Regions from separate parts of the Homo sapiens genome. Here region 2 is linked to region 1. Evidence: chromatin loops called from intact Hi-C (ENCODE). Cell type or tissue: mammary epithelial cell. All regions are shown on one strand. Each heading gives the region's core, and the rest is flanking DNA. Links, peaks and the distances in the headings are about the cores only. Region 1 overlaps ADAMTS3 (ADAM metallopeptidase with thrombospondin type 1 motif 3). Region 2 overlaps ADAMTS3 (ADAM metallopeptidase with thrombospondin type 1 motif 3).

Evidence for each region. Hi-C counts contacts between places; a loop is a spot of excess contacts. Peaks named below come from ENCODE experiments on the same cell type or tissue, not always from the same donor. Only the 100,000 strongest peaks of a DNase experiment are listed, where the experiment ranks them.
Region 2: it touches region 1 in a loop (2.4-fold over the local background); 7 of 110 quality-filtered maps call a loop at or near these places.

Annotation. Positions count from the first base shown.
Region 1 is chr4:72,310,846-72,313,775 of GRCh38, forward strand. ADAMTS3 (ADAM metallopeptidase with thrombospondin type 1 motif 3) reads right to left here. Exons shown (of 22, transcript NM_014243.3): 12 at 2,832-2,930; 13 at 1,446-1,621; 14 at 203-336. Among named protein-coding and RNA genes, the nearest start is that of ADAMTS3, 260 kb to the right of the region's middle. In mammary epithelial cell, for the core only: no CTCF peak of the experiment used is centred there; DNase peaks (open chromatin) are centred at 626, 1,396 and 2,466; H3K27ac peaks cover 2,500 bases.
Region 2 is chr4:72,487,619-72,490,548 of GRCh38, forward strand. The region is part of intron 3 of ADAMTS3 (ADAM metallopeptidase with thrombospondin type 1 motif 3); the gene reads right to left. Among named protein-coding and RNA genes, the nearest start is that of ADAMTS3, 80 kb to the right of the region's middle. In mammary epithelial cell, for the core only: no CTCF peak of the experiment used is centred there; a DNase peak (open chromatin) is centred at 1,873; H3K27ac peaks cover 1,513 bases.

The DNA.
Region 1 (2,930 bases), core at 164-2,663:
AACCTTGATTCTGCCAGTGACCAAAGTTTGATTTGAGAAAGTACAATGTCTCTCAAATTTATTTTAGCTATTGAACTATTCATAGACACTTACTATAATGTGATTTCAAAGATAAAATAGTTTAAAAAATTAAAAATGTGCAGATGAATGACAGTAAACGTAGATAACGTAGAAAGCCTTTGGGGAAGCAATTTGAACTTACCACACACTCTCCTCGCACACATATGCTATATGGATCTTTGTAAGAACAGTGCGTTCCATCATGCACCAGTTGTTTCATGTAAGCAACATCTCCAGTCTCCTTGGACTGACAGTAAAGGTGGCATCTTTTCTTGGCTGCATAAGATGGAGGATAAAATTAACTATTTACATAAAATGGAATGTTTGAACAGCATAGTTTATTTTATTTTTAAATATAAGGTTTCACTGTGATTTCCTGAAAACAAAAGGAATACCGTATAAACAAATAAAATAAGGAGTAAGGAGGAAAGTATGTACATTTGACATTTTTTTTTTAGCTAAGGTGACCATAAAATTTGTCATCTAAACTAGAAAAGGGGTTCTAGTAATAACTGAGCAGGAACAACAGGTATAAACTGGGACTGCCCCAGGCAACCCTAGATTTCAACATAGCTCTTAAATAAATCTTAATTCAAAACCAGTTTAGTTTTCGTAATATTAGAGCACTGAAAGAATGTCTGTGATTTGACTCAATCATCTAACATAGTTTTTGCCTCTTACAGGATGCAACTCACTTCACCAAAATAGATAAAAACAATGCATTTCTTCTTAATGCATTGCAACTTTGAATTCTTAACGTGTATTCCTCTTTCCTTTAACATGGATTTGAACTGAACCCAGTGGTGCATGTAATCATATAACTATTTCCTTTCATTCACTCAAATAAGAAGTATGGCAAAAAGTTGCCATTGGACATATTTAACCAAAAATTCAGAAGTAAGAAGTGAAACATTAAAAGAAAATTTCCAAATATATCTTTAAACTATAGTAAAAAAGTAAAAGGTTATAAGGTATCTTTTGTTATTAAATTATGATCTTTCTCTTGGTCCTGACTCAATTTTCAAAGAACTATATTTTTCTCTAGTTCAGAAAGGAAAGATCACAATATTCCAGAAGTATTTCCTAGTAGAGGGATTTCGGTTGAATCAGGAATTCCAACATCTCTCCCAGGCGTTCCTTTCCACTGGTCTTTTCACCGCTGATGGTGATAGTGCTGCTTGCCAGGAACTATTGCACCATTCTTACCTCTTTAGAGAAAGGGTATTTAAGCCTTATTCTTAGAAACCCAGGAGAACTTACTCCTATAAGCACCAAGTTTCCTAAGTTACCACATAGGGATCAAGAGTCCATGGGGTTCGTGCTGGCAAAGCTTAAACTGTGAGTAACCATCCACACAGCAGGAAGGAGAGCACGAGGCTACTCACGGTCAGGATGTTCATATGGCAACCAGTGGTGTTTGGTATTCTGGTATTCAAAGTGGGAGTTTCGCTGCTGACACTGCTGTGCTCTGAAGTCCTCAAAGTGTTTTTGGCATTCTTCTGTGTTACAAAGCTGGTACTCAAAATTAACACCAGGACAATCCTGACCACCATTGATGGGCCTAAAGAAAAGACAACATTTAAAAAGGCCTTTTGGCTTCTGTCTAGCAGTTGAAGCTTGCAGACACAGTGCTTGAGGGCACAAAGCCAAAGTTTCTGGGCTGCCAGCACAAAGTGAATGAACTCATACTTCCTAATTTCAGTCCCTTTCCAAAGCACCCTTCTCTCCCTGCTGGGTGGAAAAATAAAACAAAACACAAAGCTCAACTTAAATCAGCTTTTCAAATCATATATTTTAAATGCATGGCAAAAGTGTGTAAGAAAAAAAAAGCATGTATATTGAATCAATAAAATGATATTTTGCTACCATGTATAAAACACACAGATGCAGCTCAAAGAAACTTTGGTCATCGCTCCATGGCTCGGTTCCCTCATATGTAAAATGCAAATAATAATGTATCTTCCTTTGAGGAAAACTGTGAAGATTAAATGAGTTGACATTATTTAAAGCACTCCTAACAACTCTGGCTCATAATGAACTTTAGCTGATCTTTTAATTTTTATTGTCTTTGTTACTTCTAATACCACCATCATCTCTTACTGGGAAGGCAGGTATGTGGCATCAGATAGTCTTACAAAAGACGTGCTCAGAGACATCCTGCTGCCAGAAACAGAGAGAAAAAGCTGCTCACATATTAAACCCTAGACAAGGCAGAATCCTCTAAATGTGAGAATTCAGTTGTTTTTTTCTTCGTAAAGATTGCTGAGCACACAATAGGGAATTCAGTAATTGTAGTCTGAGTGAATGAATAGATAACTTTCCCCCAACAGTCACCTGGCCTTCTATCACAATCTTTCTTTTGCCTTCCTCTGAAGCAATCACATTCCACTCCCTGAAGAGAGAGAGTCTGTATGCTTGGTACCGCTCTTTCCTGGACACTCTCTTGTTTCTGGCAGTCAATCTCGCAGTGCCCATGCCCACGCCCTTAGGGCACAGTGACCTACTTTCCTTGTTCAGCTTCTTAATATTCCTGAACAGCAACTTCTTTAAAAATATTCAATCTTCGTTTGATCTTCTTCATCACTGACTGCTTGTCACAAGATTAATAAATGGAGATGTATCAAAAACACAGACTGGTTTATGAACTGTGAACAATTTATTTTCCTGCCCTGTGTTTTACATGCACTTTATAAAACAGAATACTAATAACATAATATTGAAGTATTTTCTGGTCTCTCCAAAAATAACAAGAGTTACAAGGATATACTCACATGGGATTATTGCACTGGCGTGTTCTGAAACGAACACCAGTTCCACATGTCCGAGAACAGGAGCCAAATTTAGTCCATGACCCCCAATTGCCATCTTGT
Region 2 (2,930 bases), core at 336-2,835, 180 kb after region 1:
CGCTTTCCATCTCTTATTAACAATACTTTCTGCTACATATTCAGTCTTGTATTCATTCCCTTTACATATATGTAAAAATTAGCATGTGAGTAAAAATCAGGTTCTATATGCTGACAAGCACAATACTGAATGAACCTGGTATATACAATTAATAAAGAGATGGCAACAAAAAGGGAGTAGCTATGATCAAATACAATCATTCTCTCTACACTGCTAGAAGAGTTTAATAATCCATATAAACATTATAATCAAAAAGAATTCTGATGCATTTATAAGGCTTGACTTAAGAGAAAAAATAGCTCTTCCTAAGAGAAAAAATAGCCCTTTTCTTATTCATTTTCTTGGCCATGTTTGAAATGGAGAAAGAAAAAAATAAATAAATGCCCAAATATTGTGCACTTTGGTTATGAGTCCATAAATTTCTATGCATATTATTCAAGCCAGAAAAGTTACACAATCAAGTCTTTTTTTATTTTTAACTTAGTGATTAGGAGTGATTAACCATGATCCTGTTGAGTTGCAAACGTGGCAATGTAAAGGCCTTTATCCCCTATGCTTTGTGGTCTTGATTTAATAGTGTTGTGTATTCAATATATTTAATATACAGGAGCTGCCTTTTCCTGGTTGGTAATTAATGTCCCTTGGACCCTGAAATTGCTCAGAACAGGGACTTCTCTGTGGAGACTATATTCCAGATTACACTGCTATTTTTACTTTATAGGTTCTTGAATTTTAAGGATTTATTTCTAGATTGTACAGGTTCACATTTTGCATCAAGGTTACTAGTCAGATAGCTTACTCTTCTGATAACAAATTCCATCTCTGTGAAATACTGGCATTTGTCATGCTATCAGTTTTTGAAATGTTTTGGTAGTGCCTGAGATGATCCATTGCTCATCACTTCCACCACTTCTAACCTAATCCAACCTACAGCCATATCTCAAATGTGATCATCTCCTGCTCTCTAGTTGATTCACATTTTAGGCAGGGTAATCTTTTTCAAGATAGATTACTTTATTCAAGATTTACTATTTATAATTGACAAATATTACATATATATTTAAGGCATAAAATTTAATGATTTGATAGACATATATATTTATGAAATAATCACCACAAATTAATTAACCTATCACCTCATGTAGTCATCAATATTTTTTCTTTATTTTCGTGGTGAGAACACCTAGGATCTACCCTCTTAGCAAATTTCAAGCATATAATAAAATACAACAACTATAGTCACCAGAACTTAGATCTCCAGAATGTACTCATCTAATAACTATAAAGTTTGTATGCTTTGACCACTATCTCCCCATTTTCTCCTCATCATGACCTCTAGCAATCTTCCTTCTACTCTCCATTTCTATAAGTTGACTTTTTTATATTCCACATATAAGTGAGATCATGCAATATTTGTCTTTCTGTGTCTGGCCTATTTCACTTAGCATAAAGTCCTCCAGATTCATCCATGTTGTCACAAATGGCAGGATTTCCTTCATTTCTAAAGCTGAATAAAGGTTTAGAAAGGTTTCCCTATCCATTCATACATTGACAGACATTTAGGTTGTTTCCCTATCTTGTTGATTGTGAATAATACTGCAATGAATATGAAAGTGCAGACATCTCTCTGAGATAGTGATTTTTCTTGTACAGTAGCCCCCCTTTATCTGCAGTGTTGCTTTCTATGGTTTCGATCACCCATGGTCAATTGCAGTCCAAAAATATTAAATGAAAAATTCCAGAAGTAACAATTCATAAGTTTTAAATTGCTTGTTGTTTTCTGTAGCATGATGAAATCTAATGTCATCTAGCTCTGTCTTGCCCAGGACATGAATCATTCCTTTGTCCAGCAAGTCCTTGCTGTCTATACTACCCACTTGTTAATCATCAACATCGTCTGCTCCTGACAGCCAACCATATCATAGCCCAATAATCCAGGATCACCTGAAGCAGATGTTCTTCCTTCTGAGGTATAGTCAGAAACGGAATAATAACCTAACACTACATCTCAATGGCTACGGCATTCACCTCACTTCATTTCATCACATAGGCATTTTATCATCTCACATCCTCACATGCATATTTTATTATTAGTTATTTGTATTAATTTCTTATTGTGCCTATTTTATAAACTTAATCATAGGCATGTATGTGCAGGAAAAAATATAGTATATATAGGGTTCATTACTTTCTAAGGTTTCAGACATCCACTGAGGGTCTCGGAACATATTTCTCACAGATAAGGAAGTTGCTGTATATATACCCAAAAGTAGATCGCTGGAATATATGTAGTTTTATTTTTAATTTTTTGAGGAGCCTCCATACTGTTTTTCATAAGTGCTGCACCATTTACATTCCCATCAGTAGTGTACAGACATTCCCTTTTCTCCATATCTCACCAACACTTATCTTTCACTTTTCTCCTAGTAGCCATTTCAACAGGTGTGATGCGATATCTCACTGTGAGTTTGATCTGCATTTCCCTGATGATTAGTGATGTGGAGCACTTTTTCATATACCTATTGGCCATTTGTTGTCTTCTATTGAGAAATGTCTATTCGGATCTTTGCCCATTTTTCAAATAGATTGTTTTGATGCTATTGAGTTGTTGAGTTCTTCATGTATTTTGCATGTTAACCCTTTATAGGATATATTGTCTGCAAATATTTTCTCCCATTCTGTTGGTTATCTCTTCACTTTGTCATTTATTTCTATGCAAATGCTTTTCACTTTGATGTAAATTCATTTGTCTATTTTTGCTTTTGTTGCCTGTGCCTTTGTGATCATATCAAAAAAATTATTGCCCAGACTAATGTCATGAAGCTTTTTTCTTTTGTTTTCTTCTACTACTTTGGCAATTTCAGGTCTTAAGAGTTAAGCTTTTAATACATTTGAACGGAATTTTGCATGCATTGTAAGATAAGGATCAT